Regions from separate parts of the Mus musculus genome. Here region 2 is linked to region 1. Evidence: chromatin loops called from intact Hi-C (ENCODE). Cell type or tissue: left cerebral cortex. All regions are shown on one strand. Each heading gives the region's core, and the rest is flanking DNA. Links, peaks and the distances in the headings are about the cores only. Region 1 overlaps Hao1 (hydroxyacid oxidase 1, liver). Region 2 has its middle 26 kb from the start of Plcb1.

Region 1 (9,058 bases), core at 402-8,401:
AGTAATTAATTTAACTATACATACAGATTGTTATAATTGCTGATGGTGTTATTTGCTTTGTATTAGAGTGTTACAGAGAATACTTGTGTTGATGGACTAGGACAGCTTTAAATGGAACTGCCACCCTATCCAGTTGAACCCGATACAATTATTGCTTCCCATGTTCCCATCCTGTTGGCTTTCTCCATTGACATTCACTTTGATATTAGGTTGCCTACACTTTTGCTTCAGATTGCAGTAAGTCTGTGTAGCATCTGCCTTTTACCCTTGCTGCCTCATGCCTCCTGAAAAGTGCTTCTTCTCTCTTCTCACATTATTTCCCCCAGGCTTTCATGTTTCAGACACGAGACAGTAGGTGCTTGCTTTCTTTTTTCTCTTTTCTTTTTCTTTCTTTCTTTTTTTTGTGGTAAAAACAGAAAATAAGATAACTTTAAACGGGTATGTTTTCTTTCTTTCTCTCTCTCTTTCTTTCTTTCTTTCTTTCTTTCTTTCTTTCTTTCTTTCTTTCTTTCTTTCTTTCTTCCTTCTTCTTTTTTGTCTTAGCCAACTATCTGAGGGGGCTTTCCCATATCTCACTCTTTCCACGCCATTCCTCTTCCATTGTAGTCATGAGTGATGGCAGTGGGCAACGGGGTTCTCCATTTGTGATCACTTATTAAACGGAAATGGACGGAAAATATCCAAGGGTAGAAAATCTGCCTTCTTTCCTATTTCTTCTTTGATCTGGAGAAAAAACACTCAGAATTGCCTTTATTTTTCTGATTAGGAGAAATTAAATCATTGTAATCAAGGCAGTCTCTTGTTGGCAGCAGCCATGTTACACACAGGTTGGTAGCAGAGCATGGGTGGGAATAGTGTGGAGAGCAGGATGTCTTCCCAACCTCTGAAGTCCTTGATCAGGCTTTTTCTGAATCCTTCCTGAACACACAAATGCTGGGGAAGTTGTAGATGGGTAATTGGTTAATAATGCAGGAGCTTAGAGTTCTGAACTTTATCAATTATTATTATTATTATTATTATTATTATTATTATTATTATTGACTTCTTCAACATTTCCTACTCTTGTAAATGTTCCTTCTTGGGGTTATGCCACTGTGTCCCCCAGATAAATAGATTTCCTGAGTGCTCTCCTTAAGCCACAACTTAGCTGTTCTGGGCTTTTATAGCAAAAGACTTCCATGCCCTTGACTGATGTATAGAGCTGTATATGAGCATTGCTGCTGGTGGTCACCAATTCCATTTCTACAAAGCCTTCTCTACCCTTTTAGACACCTCAGCTCATATGGTCCAACTTATTAATTAATTCATTTATAGTCTCATCAAGTAACTCCATGTGATATCAGTCTAGCCATTCAAAACAGGCTGGGCTGGGACTTGCAGTCAACCTCCTAACTCTGCTTCCTGAGAGCTACAGGAATGTGCCAACAGGCAGGATAATTGATTGGATTACACTTTGAACTGTTTCAACAGACAAGATTGCTACAAGCTGAGGACCCAACAATGATACAGATAGAAAGTTCCTACCAACAGAAACTTGCATTTCAGCAACTATACATTGACTTAGCATCCATAAGTATAAATACACCCATGGTATTTATACTTCCATGGTATAAAATACCTCCCCACAACAGCTACCATAAGAGAAGAAGCAAAGAACAGTAAGACAGATTACCTTGCTGACACTAGAAATTCTAGAAACATTCTGAGGCATAGAAGTCTTGGTGTCCAAGTTTTAACCAACCAGAAGAGTCCCATGGCTTCTATGAATTCTGTAGCACTCCCAATAGAATACCATCCTAAGTGTGGATTAATTTTTCTCCATGGCACAGATAATACAACTGGAAAAGACAAGTGCCACATCTTTCATGGAACTTGATAATTCTGAGACTGCCATATCCAGGGATCCACCCCATAATCAGCTCCCAAACGCTGACACCATTGCATACACTAGCAAGATTTTATCGAAAGGACCCAGATGTAGCTGTCTCTTGTGAGACTATGCCAGGGCCTAGCAAATACAGAAGTGGATGCTCACAGTCAGCTATTGGATGGATCACAGGGCTCCCAATGGAGGAGCTAGAGAAAGTACCCAAGGAGCTAAAGGGATCTGCAACCCTATAGGTGGAACAACATTATGAACTAACCAGTACCCCGGAGCTCTTGACTCTAGCTGCAAATGTATCAAAAGATGGCCTAGTCGGCCATCACTGGAAAGAGAGGCCCATTGGACTTGCAAACTGTATATGCCCCAGTACAGGGGAACGCCAGGGCCAAAAAAAAAAAAAAAAAAAAAAAAATGGGAATGAGTGGGTAGGGAAGTGGGGGAGGAGGGTATGGGGGAGGAGGGATAGCATTGGAAATGTAATTGGGGAAAATATGTAATAAAAATAAATAAATAAAAAAAAGAAATAAAAAGGCCTTGAGCAAAGTTCTTCAAAGGACAACTGGTTCTTAGTGTTTGTACTCCAACAAATGTCAAGTCTGATCCCTTCTCTGACATCTCAACTTCTCCCTTGCCTTGTGGTTCTCTGCTTGACCCACAATCCCTTGATTTGTTCTATTGAGTTGGTCATATGCAACTAAGAGAATTTCGGCTGACTTTGGTCGCCTTGGCTTGATAGCAGGAAGGAAGTCACACTGGGCCTTCCCATTCTGTTTCCAATAAAGGCTACAAAACAATCAGACATAACAAAAGGTCAAAGGCATTTGTGAAGTTCATCCCCTTTCCTTCCCACAAGTATCCGGGAGCATCCTCACCAGCACTGTCCATCAGCACACAGATCTGACAACCACATTTTAGAGTTCTGGAAACTTGGGCCACTTGTGTGACCAACAGCTAGCTGGAGATGTTTCTTGGTCAGACTTGGGACTAGCATTAGCATGACCAGAAATAATATCACGAAAGGATAAATAAGTTGAACCACCCAGAAGAATGAAATTCTCTGCTGCAAATATGTAAGAATAAGGCAAAGTTCAGAATGCCAAGGGGCTTCATTTTGAATGGACTGACCGGACTGGGGTTAATTTGAGAAAGTGTACTACACCATTTCTTTTACACACTGACGTAAAGGAGCCTCCCCACCCAGGTTTGTCACATGCCCTGGCTTTTTTTGAAGGTATTCCTGATGGAGACTTCCTCCACAGTTCGATTATTTTGCAGGATCATAACTTCAGAATTAGAAGCTGCCCCTTTGCTGCTGCATCTTGATTGACACTGACAAAGGGGAGGTTTAAGGACAACTCTCTGGTAGATAAAAGCTATGCTAGCCCCAGTTTGTTACATGGGAAACACTGCAAACTCGCTAGTGGTGTTTTCAGTATTACATAAACAGAACTGTCACAACATCTCTCCGTTGATCCATGAAAAAAAAAAAAAAAAAAAAAAAAAAAACGAGGAAAGAGCATTTGCAATCATTTGCTTTAAATTTGTGGAGAGAAAAGTTAAGATGAAGAAACCCTGTGGTTTAGAGTTGTAAGTAGCCATAAGACTTCAGTGCTATGGAATTTGGGATCTTTCAGGGAGTGGCTATGTCTGCGGGAGCATGTCTCTCTCTTGAGTTTTGGATTATTTAGAACTTAGACCTTTGTTCTATGTGAAGTGTAGGCTGGGAGTCCTGTTGTAACTTCCTTTGTTCATTTTGGTTTTTAAAAAAGTTTGCTACTCAATGGTCCAGCTGTTCTTTCCATCTTCACAGGCTCTTCCCAAAGTAGACAGCAGTGAATGAAACATAAGGTTATGTCAAAGAGTTATTTGTTGTATAATTGAGGTGATAGCCATTTAAATTTGGGGTAGTTTTCAGTGAGAGTCAAAAATTCTTTGAGACTATCTCATAAAGCTATTGTTATTTGTAAAACACCCAAACCTGGAGGATACTTTACAAGATGTACCCTTCCCCATTTCACTTGATTTACTTAGTTTTGCCCAGAAATGTAGGTGTTGAAGAGTCTTTGTAATATTTGAAACAGAAAATGTATTTACAGAATGTGTGAGCATGCAATTATTAAGGTGACTGCGCCACCAAGTGGACGAGTGTAAGGTTGTTGTTTATTGACAGAAGGAGTCTTGGTTTGAGTGTTGTGTGTCCTCATAAAGTCTTCAATTGTTCTTTTAGTCATACGTAAATATTGATGTTAATGCCTTTCAAAGCCGGTGTGTCTGTCCCCTCTATTAAAATCTCTTCCTCTCATTCCAACAACACTCTTAGAGATGATTGGTAATGAGAAACCCCTCCATGGCTTCTGCCTCTCCCCCTTCACATTGGAGAGCAGACAATCGTGCTGTAAGTGTCCATGCTGTGCAGCAGATTTCCAGGAACAGAACATGTGGTGTGATGGAAAACCATGACAATTATGATGGTCAAAGAACAGCTTATGGAGAAACCAACCAACCAACCAACCAACCAACCAATCAACCAGTCATCCAACCAACCAACCTACCAACCAGCTAGTTTTAGAAACCAGATGCTAAACTTCTCTATCACCTCATTCAGGGATGGGTTGTTTTAGTTTACTGTGTGACAAATGTTAGACTGCAGACGTCGAGCAGGTCCTCAGGATAGAACTGTTTCTGCTGCTGCTGCTGCTGCTGCTTCTCTTCTTCCTCCCCCTCCCCCAGAGACAGGTTTTATTCAATGAAGGGCTTTCCCCTCATTTCTCCAATATGAAGTCACTCTTCACTATATTTGCAAGAACAATCTCAACCTCAAGAGAATTAGAGTTAAATCTAGAAAATCAATATACAGGACTGTTGGTTAGGCTTGTAAGTATGTCTAAACAAGGTATTTATTTTAATAATGTCTAGTTTTAGTCTGCCTGCAATGAGGAGACTAATTGACATAAGCAAATAGGAAATATACATTCTGCTGATAAGTTAGTTTCGCATAAGGTTTACTGATACAATTTGACTTATTAACTTCTGTTCTGATTTTGAGGAATCACAGAAAAAATCATTTACAATAAATTTCAAGAATTAAGAGTTTTAGTTTCTATTAAATATTCTGAGGAAGGGGCTTGACTAACAAAACAAGTAACCAAAGCTTATACTCTTAACCAAAGCTCTAACTCTTCTCTTATGTTCATTCATCAGCAGACACAGCACTTAGTTAATAACTTTGAAGAAAATATTCACAATTTTCAAAACAATTGCCTTGAGCTCTTCTGTCTTACAGAAGGAAGGTCCATACCTTCTCCAATCTGAATATAATCTCTAGGACTTTGTATATCATCATCTAAATCTGGGGAAAGTAAAATAAGATCTATATTGACCCCAAAGCCTATAAGGGGATGTTCATAGTGACTCTCTTTATCATCTATAGAAAATGGAACTATCCTAATGTACCCCAGTAGTGAATAAGCAACGAAGGTTCCCTCCAGGAGGTGAAATGGATCAGCCCGATGGTACAAGCTAGTGATGCACACACCAGCATGGATGGCTATCAAGGACACCATGTCAGGCTCAGAAGGCTGTCTACTGTAGGAATCCATCACACAAAATTCTTAAAAAGCAGAAGTATGAGGATGAAAAATGCAGACCAATGTTTGTCAGAGGTTTGAGGTAGGGAGAAAATTTCACTATGCAAGGAAAAGATTTGGCCTAATAAAAAATATTATTTTCTCTTTTAAACTAAAATGTGTTAAAGTTTTTTGGTTATACCTTTGAAATTCTAAAATTACATGTATTGATATTAATATTATTTTAAATTCCAGATGGAAGCTCTATCCACGGATGCTTCGCAACGTTGCTGATATCGATCTGTCAACTTCTGTTTTAGGACAGAGAGTCAGCATGCCAATATGTGTTGGGGCTACTGCCATGCAGTGCATGGCTCACGTGGACGGGGAGCTGGCCACTGTGCGAGGTAAGAAAAGAGAGACAAAGAGAGGCTTCCTTCTCGAACACCCTTCCTAGGATGCTTTTATTTAAAACAATTACATTCCTTGTTTTTCTTTACTTTATATTTTTCAATGATATATATATATATATATATATATATATATATATATATACCATTTCATATATATACATATATGCATATATATATATATATATATATATATATATATATATATGAATGAAACCCTTGGTTTTACCATCAACTTTCTAGATTTTGGTTCAGTGCTTGGTGCTTGGTGCTTGGTGCTTGGTGCTTGGTGCTTGGTGCTTGGTGCTTGGGTTTCTATGTCCTCTGCGAAACAGTGATCAAACTAGCAGTTGTTGCTTTTGGTTGTTGTGGCGGGGGGGGGGGGTGGAGGTCGGTCCACAGAAATTATACATGTAAACACCTGGTGCAGAGTAGTGCTCAGCTAATGTTTGTAATTTTATGAGTAGTAATATCAAGGTCTCTAAAAATGGAGATCCAAGAACTAGCTTTCCCAAGATCATAGATCTTGAGTGGCAGAGGTGGTGTTGTTCCAAACAAATGACTTGCATACTGAAAGAACAAAGGTGGAGACCTGGTTGGCTCTGATTTCTTCTATGGTATTGGAACGTGATTCTGTTTTATGGGTGGAGTCTTTCCCCAGTAGAGCATTTCCCACTGCCCCAGGAAGGAGCAAAGAGGAAAGGAAAAAGACTACAAAGAAATTTCTCTCCATGGCTAATAGATTACCTTCCTAGTTCCCTAGCAACACTGAATATGTGAAAGGCTATACATAGACCTCAGCATATTCAGCTTTACGACTAAGGACTGTGGCTGAGGAATCCTATTTAACCTCTTTTGATGCCAGGCAGGCAAGAGATGAAGGGCCAAAAGAGCATGAACTCAATGCTATTTAAAGCTTTTTAATTCTGAGAATTATGAATTAAATGGCTCTACCTTCTTCATTAAAATGTCTCCCACAGAACTCTGCCATGAACATCAAAATTTTGCTTTGACACAAAAAGGTTGTACTGCATCAGCTTAGGTCAGAGGCTGACAGCATCCTTACTGCTGGAGAACTACATGCAGCTGAGTGCGCTCAGAGCCCCAGGGGCTTAGTTTTGGTAATCCAGAAACACACAGCCCCTGGGATGGAGGTGGTGGTAAGTGGGAGACCAAACTAAACAAGTGTAGAGGGGTAGGTCCATTTAAAGAAACTTAGGGCAACAAAACAAAAGTGGAGAGGTGGGCATATTAGCTTAAATCTTGAATGCACCAAAATTTCCATAAATATCAAAAGGAAATATTCCATAGGATATTGTGATTTTTTTTGAAGTATTGAATAATAGTTGAGAAAATAAGAGACAGCAAAGGGAAATTTTCGCTCGATGTCAATGGCCCTAAAAGAAGAAAATGATACAAAGACAAAAGTAAGAAAATAAGAAATTCATGAATGGACACAAGAGTCAACGAAGGGAAATACTCCACTAATATGCAAAGGAATATAAGTCATTACCATGTATTTTTTTATTTTCTGGATGTGAGATCTTTATGTTAAGGTCATGATGTCTGGTGTGATTTGGGGGAAATGTTCAGTGTCCAACATAGATCTGAAGAATAGAAAGCAAGGACTCTAAGAAATAATGTGGCACTCGGTATCAAAGATTTTAGATGTGAATTCTACATAATGCTGTAACTTTTCTTTTTTTTTTTAAAGATTTGTACAAGAGTTTCCATGATTTTAACTTCATTTGACAGACCTTAGAAGAATTGACCTCTAATTCGAGAAACCATGGAAAAAATGGCAAGCATATCAAAAGAAACAAAATTTTTGAAAATGATACAGAAATTGATTGTGATCTCTGCCTTTTGTCTTAAAAAAAACTTTCCTTCTTTTTCCTTTTTTCTTGTTTTCAGCTTTTTACAAGAATTTATTGTATATCTCAGCCTGATCCTACTGCCTCAGCTTCCTTCCTGCTTGGATTACAGATATACTAGCTACCATACTTGAATTATTTCAATTAGCAGTTCCAATTGAAGTAAAGCACACAGTTGTCATGTTTCTATTAGTGGGCAGAAACAATGTTAGGGAGACTGTGTTGGAAGATGGAGATGCTTTTTGTAACTCACTAGTTTTTTAAAGTGCAGTGGGAGATTACTTCTGGGTTATAGCCCATCCTTATAAACTCTATTTGAACTATTGTTCAAGAAGCAAGTGATGGAAAATAGATTTGAAAGAGGAGGCAAAAATCAGGAAACAACTCAGAGGACAGAGCAGAGGGAAGCAAGTTTACCAGTGGGCAGAGCTCACCTGGTAAGTCACTGCGGGACCAGGGAACTTGGCATTACTGTCTGGTTTTGTGAACAAATTTCTAGAGTTTTCGAGAACTGCTTTCATAACCACTGATGGCACGCTGTACGCTCTAACTTCCTCCCTATGGGTCTGAAGCCCGTGATTTTGTTTGAGGACGGACTGGAGTAAAATGAAAACGCTTGTTTAGAGACTGTTAGGGAGTCATCAAATGTTATGTCCCCGGGCACTCACCATGAGCTGATATTAAGTGCCCATTAGTTCTTACCCTTTTAGATTTATTTAGCACAAAATTGCCACCTTCTAGGCACTTGCCTAAGTACACCACAGCTCTCGTTTGGTGTTCTCAGAAAACCCAGAGAAGCAACTACATTACTAAGCCTAGTTTACACATGAAAAACTGAGGCACATATAAGATGAGTCACTTGCTCAGGGCTACATGATTCATAAGTGACAGGAAGTGTCCAGATCCCAGCAGTCTGTCTCCAGAAAAGTGGCTCCTAACTACCGCGTGCTGCTTTGAAAATGCTCTGAAGGAGTTATAGCACCAGCAGGCAGGCGTTTATAGCTTTAGATTTGTACAAAGGAGGACTCTGGGACAGTGACACATACACTCTACCTTTGAATGAAGTGGAAAGGGCATAAGAAATAGGGTCGGGGAGATCCCTGTCTTCAAGAATCCAAAACATCTGAGTCATAGCATCTCAAGCTATAATACAGCTGTATACAAGAGAACTCCCTCAAGGACCTCTGCATTCTTCCAGTTTCCGTCTGTGTTCTCACGATCTTCTATGGTGCGTTGTTCTCTTTATTATTAGAATTAATCAGGCTATTGCTTGGTTCGTGCATGTGGGCGTGGTCTGTGAATTTGGCAAGGCTTGTGCATTTA
Region 2 (9,058 bases), core at 559-8,558, 210 kb before region 1:
TCCTTAATAGTATGAGTGTACATGCAGCATGCTGATACAGCTGAGATCAACATGGTCCAAGATCTAAGCCAACTAAATTCATGGGAAGACTAATGCTGGATTCACCAGAGTGAGCCGTGGAGAGACTTTGCAAATTAGGACTCCCCAGGACAGTCCCCACAGAAGAATCTATTCATTAAGAAACTGAATCAACCGAATCTGTGACTTCTGTTGTGTGTGCCATTTGGAGTTCGGAGGCAGAATACTCCCTGAATCAGTATTTTGTTCTCAAAAGAGAGGGGTAAGTTTGGTGTCATATCCAATTAGTGATGACTATGCTTTGATATTTTCAGTGTGGATAGATTGTGTCTTACTTCCTCTGCAGAATATAGCAACTGTTCTCTGGAAGATCTCAGTACAGATTACAGTTTGCAATGCCCTGGAACCCAGGACTATAGCCAAGGCCAACAGTAGCACAGTGTATACGGTGTGCTTTGTGACAAGAGCAAGCTACTCTTCCAAAGGCTGTCAGGACGCACATCAGCTAGCATGCCATTTCATCTGAACACCCAGATTACTCAATCTCCAATCAAGCTCAAGCTAAGGAAACAAAGGATTATGATTTCTATTGCCTAAGAACTCAGGTGGGCCTTGCGGCGGTGGAAAGATGGCGGAGTTGGACATTGGGCAGCACTGCCAGGTGCAGCACTGCCGGCAGCGAGATTTTCTTCCATTTGTGTGTGATGGTTGTTCAGGAATATTTTGCCTTGAACACAGAAGCAAGGACTCTCATGGTTGTTCTGAGGTGAATGTAGTCAAGGAGAGACCAAAGACAGATGAACACAAATCTTACTCATGCTCTTTCAAGGGCTGCACTGACGTAGAGCTTGTGGCAGTGATCTGTCCTTACTGTGAGAAGAACTTTTGCCTGAGACACCGTCATCAGTCGGATCATGACTGTGAAAAGCTGGAAGTCGCAAAGCCTCGAATGGCTGCCACACAGAAACTTGTCAGAGACATTGTCGATGCCAAGACAGGAGGGGCAGCAAGTAAGGGACGGAAAGGCGCAAAAAGCAGCGGAACAGCGGCGAAGGTGGCGCTGATGAAGCTAAAGATGCACGCTGATGGGGATAAGTCCCTGCCGCAGACAGAAAGAACATACTTCCAGGTGTACTTGCCAAAGGGGAGCAAGGAAAAAAGCAAAGCCATGTTCTTTTGCCTGCGGTGGAGCATCGGGAAGGTTGTGGACTTTGCAGCTTCTCTCGCTAATCTCAGGAATGAAAACAACAAGCTGACGGCGAAGAAGCTGAGGCTGTGTCACGTCCCTTCAGGAGAAGCCCTGCCATTGGATCACACATTGGAAAGGTGGATCACGAAGGAGGAGTGCCCTTTATATAATGGAGGAAATGTTATCTTGGAATATCTTAACGATGAAGAGCAGTTTTTAAAAAATGTTGACTCTTACTTGGAATAGTCATTCAAGGATTCAAGCCAGCAGAATCCTTATAAGCAGAAACCACTATCAGTAGACAGTCAGCTTTGTTGTGTTTGTTTTGTTTGTTTTACTACAGATACTTTTTAAAAACTCTCAAAGTTGCTGTCTTAGAATTTATTTCCATTAGGTCCTAATTTACACCAGTAGTTTTCTACTAGGTTCCATGTTGGTGTTTAATTATGTGTTGACAATTACTGGCGAAGTATTTTATTAGCTGTTTCTGGGATAGGCTGTAGAAATATCAGCAAAAGTGTCTTTCCTGGTAGACTAATGGCAGCCATTGACTGGCTGCTGTGTCACAGCCTGTACTGCCTTCCCTCCGAGATCCCACTCACACAACACCCACCTTTTTGTGATTTTGCCATTCTACGGCAGAGGAAGCTGCAGATGGCAGACTCTTTGGAGGGGTCGTACAAGTGGTACTTACCAATATTATTTAAAGCAAGTCCTATGATTAAGCCTAATATTATGTCCAGAATACATAGCCTTACTGGATACCTAAATCATGACGCATGAATTGCAGACTCTTGCAGATCCTCTCATTCAGTCTTCCAGGATAAGGTGTGTGATAAGACACCACATACCTAAGAAGGGAACGTAATTTTTTTGGTATCATGTAATTGCACTGGATATGTTTCTGGTAAGGAGTTTTCTCTAGTAGGATTCAACTTTTTGTGTGTGTGAATGTATTACAAATGAGAACTTCACTCGAATAAACTGATTTTGTTACAGTCTAAAAAAAAAAAAAAAAGAACTCAGGTGGTGGCTGGGCAGTGGTGGCATATGCCTTTAATCCCAGCACTTGGGAGCTAGAGGCAGGAGGATTTCTGAGTTCGAGGCCAGCCTGGTCTACAGACTGAGAATCAGGACATCCAGGGCTATACAGAGAAACCCTGTCTCAAAAACAACAAAACACAAAACAAAACAACAACAACAACAACAAAATGGAGGTGGCAAGCTTTTCAGGTGGGAGGCCTTTTGTTTACTCTTCTAGATCTATCCCTATCTCTCCTCTGGGATATTGATGTGCAGCTGAGGTATGGCTCCCATTGGTTTTAGTCTCTGGTACCTCAGGCAAGAGGCTAGGGAATGAGGTAGAAGAGGAGATTCCGTAGATTAATATATGAAAAAAATAAAAGACTTCAACCCACTAGGGCTTCTTTCTATCAAGGGAACAGTCTCAGGAAAAGGAGGACATGGGGGGTGACTGTTATACAAATGACCCATAAAAGGTTGCATAGCTCCTCACCCCTTCCTTTTCACTGTCTTGGCCATGGGCCACCTCTGGCACACCTCCAGTCTCATTTGTATTTCCTATTTAGGATCTCTCCTTTCCCATAACAATCCATGTGTCTCTGTACAACTCACTGTAAAGAGGCTCAAGAACCTGAACAAATGATAGCTGCTCTGCAGACACAAATACACTCCTGTAGCAGAAGGAAAGAAGAGATAAAACCGGAGTACTTGTTTGCTTGGTTCCTACCTGGTGGCTCTCAGCACCTTAACTAATAGCATAGCATCCATATAGGGCTGGCTCCTGCTCAATTGTTCTCACTGTTCATGTTTATTCAGAGCACTTGTCTCTAGGGACTGCTAGTAGCCTTGCCTCATTGTTGCCTCATTATTATGGTTGGTCTCAGGATCCTCCACTGCCTGTGTTTTGCTTGCTACTTTTGAATATGTCCTTTCCTGACATTATTCAGTGATCTTGCTGGAGTATAGCCCTGCTTGTTGCTGAGATCCCTGATTTAAGCTTTGTTAAGGAAAGTCTCACAGTTTCTATTCATTGAAAGAAAAAGTTTATTAAAATGGTTTCCATCCTATTTTCCTTCAGCCAATTCATCCCGAATCCTTTCCACTCTTTTAGTCACTTATCTTTATATTCTCTCTTTCTCTCGCACCCTCTCTCAAAACAAACAACAAAAGAAAATCAAAACAAACAACAGAAACAAAAAAAACTGTAAGACAAAACAAAAAAACAAAAAGCACTCCAAAAACATGGAGTCTGTTTTGTTTGCCAACTGCCCCTGGAAACCAGGCCTGTGGTGTTTTGTATATACGATTTTTTTATAAGTTGCCTTGCTCATAGCATCTCTTCACAGTTATAGAAAAGTAACCAAAATATAAATTGGTATCAAGAGTAGGTTATTGCTGTGAAAGACCTAAATATGCTTGTTTTTAGAGAGATGTAGAAGACTTTCAGAGTTGTACTGGGAAATCAGTTGAGTGCTGTAAGCAGAGTTTAGAGGGCCGTCCTAGTAGGAACTTGGAAGATAGTAATATTGACAGTAACTTAAGGTCTACCTCAAGAGGTTTCAGAGGGAAACAATATTAGCAACTAAGATAGAGACCATTCTGATGGTATTTTTACTCTTAACCTAAGAAACTGTGGTTTGAATACATTTGAACCCCATCAATTTATATGTTTGAGTGTTTGGCAATGAGTAGTAGAACTATTTAGAGGTGTGGTCTTGTTGGAGTAGGTGTGGCCTTGTTGGAGGAAGTATGTCACTGTGGAGGTGGGCTTGACTTCTCTTAGTGCTTAAGCCACACCCAGTGCAGTGCAGATGAGACCCTCCTCCTGGCTACCTGAAGACTGTCGTCTTCTAGTTGCCTTCAGATCATGATGTAGAACTCTCAGTTCTTTTTCCAGCACCATGTTTGTTTGCATGCTGCCATGCTTCCCACTGTGATGAAATGGACTAAAGCCCAGAAACTGTAAGCCAGCCCCAGTTAAATGATTGCCTTTATACGAATTTCCTTGGTTATGGTGTCTCTTCACAGCAATGGAAACCCAAACTAAGATATTCTGTCTGGGGCTAAATTGAAGAATTTTGAACTAATTTTGTTGGTGGAGAAGATTTCAAGACAACGTAATATTGGCTACATTACATGGCTATTAGCAATCACTATTATGCAGGTCTACAATGAAAAAGAGCAAGCACCACAAACAGAAAGACAAAGTGTATATAGTTTGAGAAAATAAAAAAGCAACAGGAAAAGTAATCGGAGCCAAGGCTTGTGCTGAAAGATGTAAGGGGCCGGGGGGGGCAGATGGAATAGAGGGAGTGGTATCCTCCAGCAACCCCCCAGCCAGCCAATCCTGCAACTTATGAAAGAAAAAGTCCTGGGGGGTTTTCTTGTTCTAAAAAGTAACAAAACTTATCCAAATGATGTCTCAAAAGCCCATGCCTGCCAAGCCCAGATCTCTTAGTTACTGCTCCAGTGCCCGCCTGCATGCTCCCACGCTCCCCACCAAGATTATACTGGACTAAACCTGTGAAAATGTTTGCAAGCCAGTAGTGAAATGTTTTCTCCTGTAAGAATTGCCTTGATCATGGAGACTCTTCACAACAATAAAAGGATGACTAAGACAGACTAAGACAGTCAACTCTGACAAGGTATATGCTAAATAATATTATATAGACTGAGGAGTACTTATTTCAACACACACATATATGCACGCAAGAACAATTAATGTAAAAAATGTAAAATGAGACCATTAATTTGAAAAAGAGCAAGAAGGCATTGAGGGGATGTATGGAAGGGCTTAGAGGGAGGAAAGGGAAGGTATTAATATTTTGTAGTCCCATGATATCTCTGAAATAGGATCCTTCATGCTCTCACAAATAAAGGCATTTGTAAAAGCTCTAAGAAGGAACTCAATGGCAACTTGGAGAATTTGAGAGCAAAACAACAGGGAAGGCAAGCTGAGAACCTCAGCAGCTACCTGTGGAAGGAAGACTTAGGTGAGGAAGAACAAAAATAGTTATCACTTACAAGCAGCCATGAAACCAAACAGCTGGGGGACAGTTTCATAGAAAGAGGGAGAAAACCCTGAGTATCAGGGGGAAAATGTTCAGGCTTTGGGAAAACAGAAAGAACAAGTAAAAGTTACATCTTTCTGAGTAACTTTCAAATGGGCAAGCCACGGTACTGTTGAACGGATGCTCTGCAAATGACTGTACAGAGACATGGTTCTTGGAGACAACAGTACATTATTTCATTTCCAGAATAATTATTCTTCCCATATCCATAGCATGACATTAGGGGACAATAACCATCTTGAATTATGATTCCCAGTTAAGGGGAGAGGCTCAGCAGGATTCATTCTTTTATTTTATTTTTTTTTTCAGGATTCATTCTTAAGGGAGGCAACAATGATATAGAATGTTACAATCTTTGGAAAAGATCAGAGTGAAATGTCCTCACCCAAAGCCAGAGTAGATTCCATTCTTTTGACCAGGATAAAATAGCTTTTCCTTAAAGGACCTCCAATAGGGCTCTGATAGGCAGCCTCAGTGGCCTCCAAAGCTACTATTGTAACAGCCCCTACATCAAGAGTTCAGACCCTAAAATTATTGAGGAAACTAGTCAAAAATGGGAAACGCAACCTATTTTTACCCTGAAAATCTGGAGACTCAATTCCCAAGCTGTCCCCACAAGGGATTAGTTTGTATTCATACTCTCACACACAGCCTTCAGGGAGAGGTGTTCTTTCAGAAAGACATAAGGAACAAGAGCTCCTGTCTCAGAGTGTTTGAAAGAATTATCTTGAATCTTTCTCTTTGCCCTGTACATCATATCATCATATAGAGGCATGTTGCTTTAGCTCCTCTTTCTTGCTTGGAGATTTTCCTGTTTACTTTTTGCTAAATGTTTTTGCATCTTATGTGGTTAGAACATGCTGCATCACAATTGTTGAGGTTTTTGTTGTCGTAGACCAGGATATGGTCTCAATGGTTTATTTCCCTTGGTGCTTGAAATGAATATGTATTCTGCTAATGGAGAGGTTGATATACAAATGCTATTTATATCCTGTTGGCTAACAGTGTGGTTGAGTTTTTATTTATGCTTGCTAGCTTGCCGCCTGTTTTGTCTATCAATTGCTGCAGCATGGATTTGTTGTCTCCAATAACAAACATGGCTCTGATCTCTTTCCAGTTCTATCTGCTTTGTTTTCATTCTTTAGTAGTTCTTTTGTTGGGTGACTTTTCGTTGCAAATTTCTAAGAATTCTTCGAAGACTGATGCTTTGTTAATACGTATGTCATATAGTGATTTTCTCTGCAACTTCATTATTATCCTTAATGTTATACTGCATATATATTATAGTATATCATTATATATTTATTATTTATATTATTATTACATGATTTAATCTACTTTGTTGGATATCGTATCTATCCACATGAAAGAATATTCTTTTCAATATTTATACCTCTAGTCTATTGCAATGCTATATATAAAATATGTTTTAGTAGATAGCTGGACTTGAATTCACGATCACCCTTTGCTCTCTCTCTCCAGCATAGCTTACCAGGGTGCTGTACACAGCCACCTGAAAGCATGTTTTAGTCAGTATCTTTAGACCATGTACAGTTGAGATAATTATTAATGGGTTAAGATTATATCTTCCATCTTATTTTTTTACCTTTATTTTATTTTGTTCATTATTTTTTTCTGGAATTCCTTTGTAGCTCCTTTTAGTGGTTATTATACATATTGTATTATATGTACAAATGTTATTGCATTGTACTAGTAAAATGATTTCGCCATTTTGAATGATAGTTCAAAACTTTACCTCTTCCAATTTTCCTTTGTCTCCCCTTATAGTTATCTTAGATTTTTTTCTTCATTTTATTTTTATTTTGAACCACATAGTTATCATTTTCTTGTTCTGCAAGATACATACATTTGAAGGATAAAGTAAGGTGTATCACCACCAGTTTTTACCTTAGAGGGTGCTCACTGTCGTTATCCAACTAGACACAATTCACAAGGCAATGAAATTCTACTTGGCAACAACTTTTAAGACAGCTATGTTTAAAAAGATAATAAATAGTATATAGATTGGTGAAAACTGAAACCCTCATATATTGCTGATAGTATATAATAATTTTACTTCTTTAAAAATAGGAAGTTCCTATACACTAAATATGCAGTTACCATTTAACCCAATGATGCTCAAGACAACAGAAAATATGCTTTAAAAATGTGTATAGCAGTGCTCATAACAGAATGTCTCAGAAAGCCCCCAGGTAGAAACACAACAAATCTCCATCAATAGGTAAGTAGATTTTTAAAAAGCTTTAAGCCTATGCACACAATGAAATATTTAACCATGAAAATGGTCATAATATAAGCTGGGCATAGTGGCACACGCCTTTAATCCCAGCACTCAGGAGGCAGAGGCAGGTGGATTTGAGTTCAAGGCCAGCCTGGTCTACAAAGTGAGTTCCAGGACAGCCAGGGCTACACAGAGAAACCCTGTCTCGAAAAAACAAAAAAGAAAAAGAAAGAAAGGTCATAATATGAATAAATCCAGAAAACTCTGTTCTACATGTTAAAAGCCAAACATAAAAGGCTATGTGTTGTATAATTCTAATTATATGAAGGTTCCAGATCAGACAAACCCTTGGAGGGAGACTGTAGCTTAGGGATTTCCAGTAACTGATGGGCAAAAGGAACAGAGTGAAGAGTAACTGCTAGTGTGTACAGAGTTCTGTGAGAGATTATGAAATGTTTTGGATTAGATAGTGGTGACAGTTGTGTAACCTCAAGATAATATTTCAAAACGCTGAATTGTGTGCCTTCTGTGGGGAAGTTCTATGGTAATTAATTATGTCTCTTTCCTGTAAAGGCAATTGACATCCTAAGGGAAAGCAGAAGGTTTTTGTTGGCCAAGAGATTTCTCTGTGCTGCCTCTTTTATCTTCTTTAAAAGTTACTTATTTATTTAGGTATTTATTTTAATTAATTATTGGATGTTTCATTCAATATAGTTTGATCATCATTCTCAACCCTCCCTCAGCTCCTCTGAGTGTGACCATCTTCAATATCTACCCAATTTTGATGTCCTGTATTTTTTTTGTTATTGTAATTGTTGTATTGTTTTTTTTATACCCATCAAGTTCAGTATGTGCTATACATTTTTGGATGTATGGCTCTCCATTCAAAGGATGAAGGCAGGGCCTATAGAACACTGACTCTCCCTCTTCAGAAGCTATGTGTTGCCAAAATCTTTTTGGCCAGAGGTGGGACTTCCTGCCCACTTCCCCATCCATGTTGAGCTTGCAAAAGTCTTGTGTATACTGTCATATCTACTGTGAGTTCATGTGTAAAGTTTCCATTCTGTGTCCAGAATACTATATTTCTTTGTAGCCACCATCTACATCCTTGTAGTCATACTTCTGGTTTTACAATTTTTTGGCTCTGCTTTTTCAGTGATTCTTAAGCTTTGGAAGGAATATAATACAGATGTCCTATTACTGCTGGCTATTCCATAGTCTCTTAATTATTGTTTTCTGTGTTAATTGTTATCTTCTACATAGAGAAGCTTCTCTGATGAGGGATAAGAGATGCATTAATCTATGAGTATAACAGTAAGTCATTAAGAGTTAGATATTATGCCCATTTAGCAAATTGGTTCTCTTTCAGCTCCTATGACCTATCTAGCCACGGGTTCATCACCCTGGTAATGGCGTCGCTAGGGGTTTTGCCCTGTGGAGCATCCCTTAAGTCTAAATATATAGTGGTTAGTTACTGCCATGATACTCATGCCACTGATGCACCATGGATAATAT

Evidence for each region. A loop is a pair of places that touch in the nucleus more often than their neighbours do. Peaks named below come from ENCODE experiments on the same cell type or tissue, not always from the same donor. Only the 100,000 strongest peaks of a DNase experiment are listed, where the experiment ranks them.
Region 2: it touches region 1 in a loop (4-fold over the local background); 3 of 42 quality-filtered maps call a loop at or near these places.

The regions. Positions count from the first base shown.
Region 1 is chr2:134,544,929-134,553,986 of GRCm38, reverse strand. Hao1 (hydroxyacid oxidase 1, liver) reads left to right here. Exons shown (of 8, transcript NM_010403.2): 2 at 5,707-5,858. Among named protein-coding and RNA genes, the nearest start is that of Hao1, 4.9 kb to the left of the region's middle. In left cerebral cortex, for the core only: a CTCF peak has its summit at 4,013 (motif pointing left); a DNase peak (open chromatin) is centred at 4,023.
Region 2 is chr2:134,755,219-134,764,276 of GRCm38, reverse strand. It overlaps the pseudogene Gm14038. Among named protein-coding and RNA genes, the nearest start is that of Plcb1, 26 kb to the left of the region's middle. In left cerebral cortex, for the core only: no CTCF peak of the experiment used is centred there; a DNase peak (open chromatin) is centred at 4,721.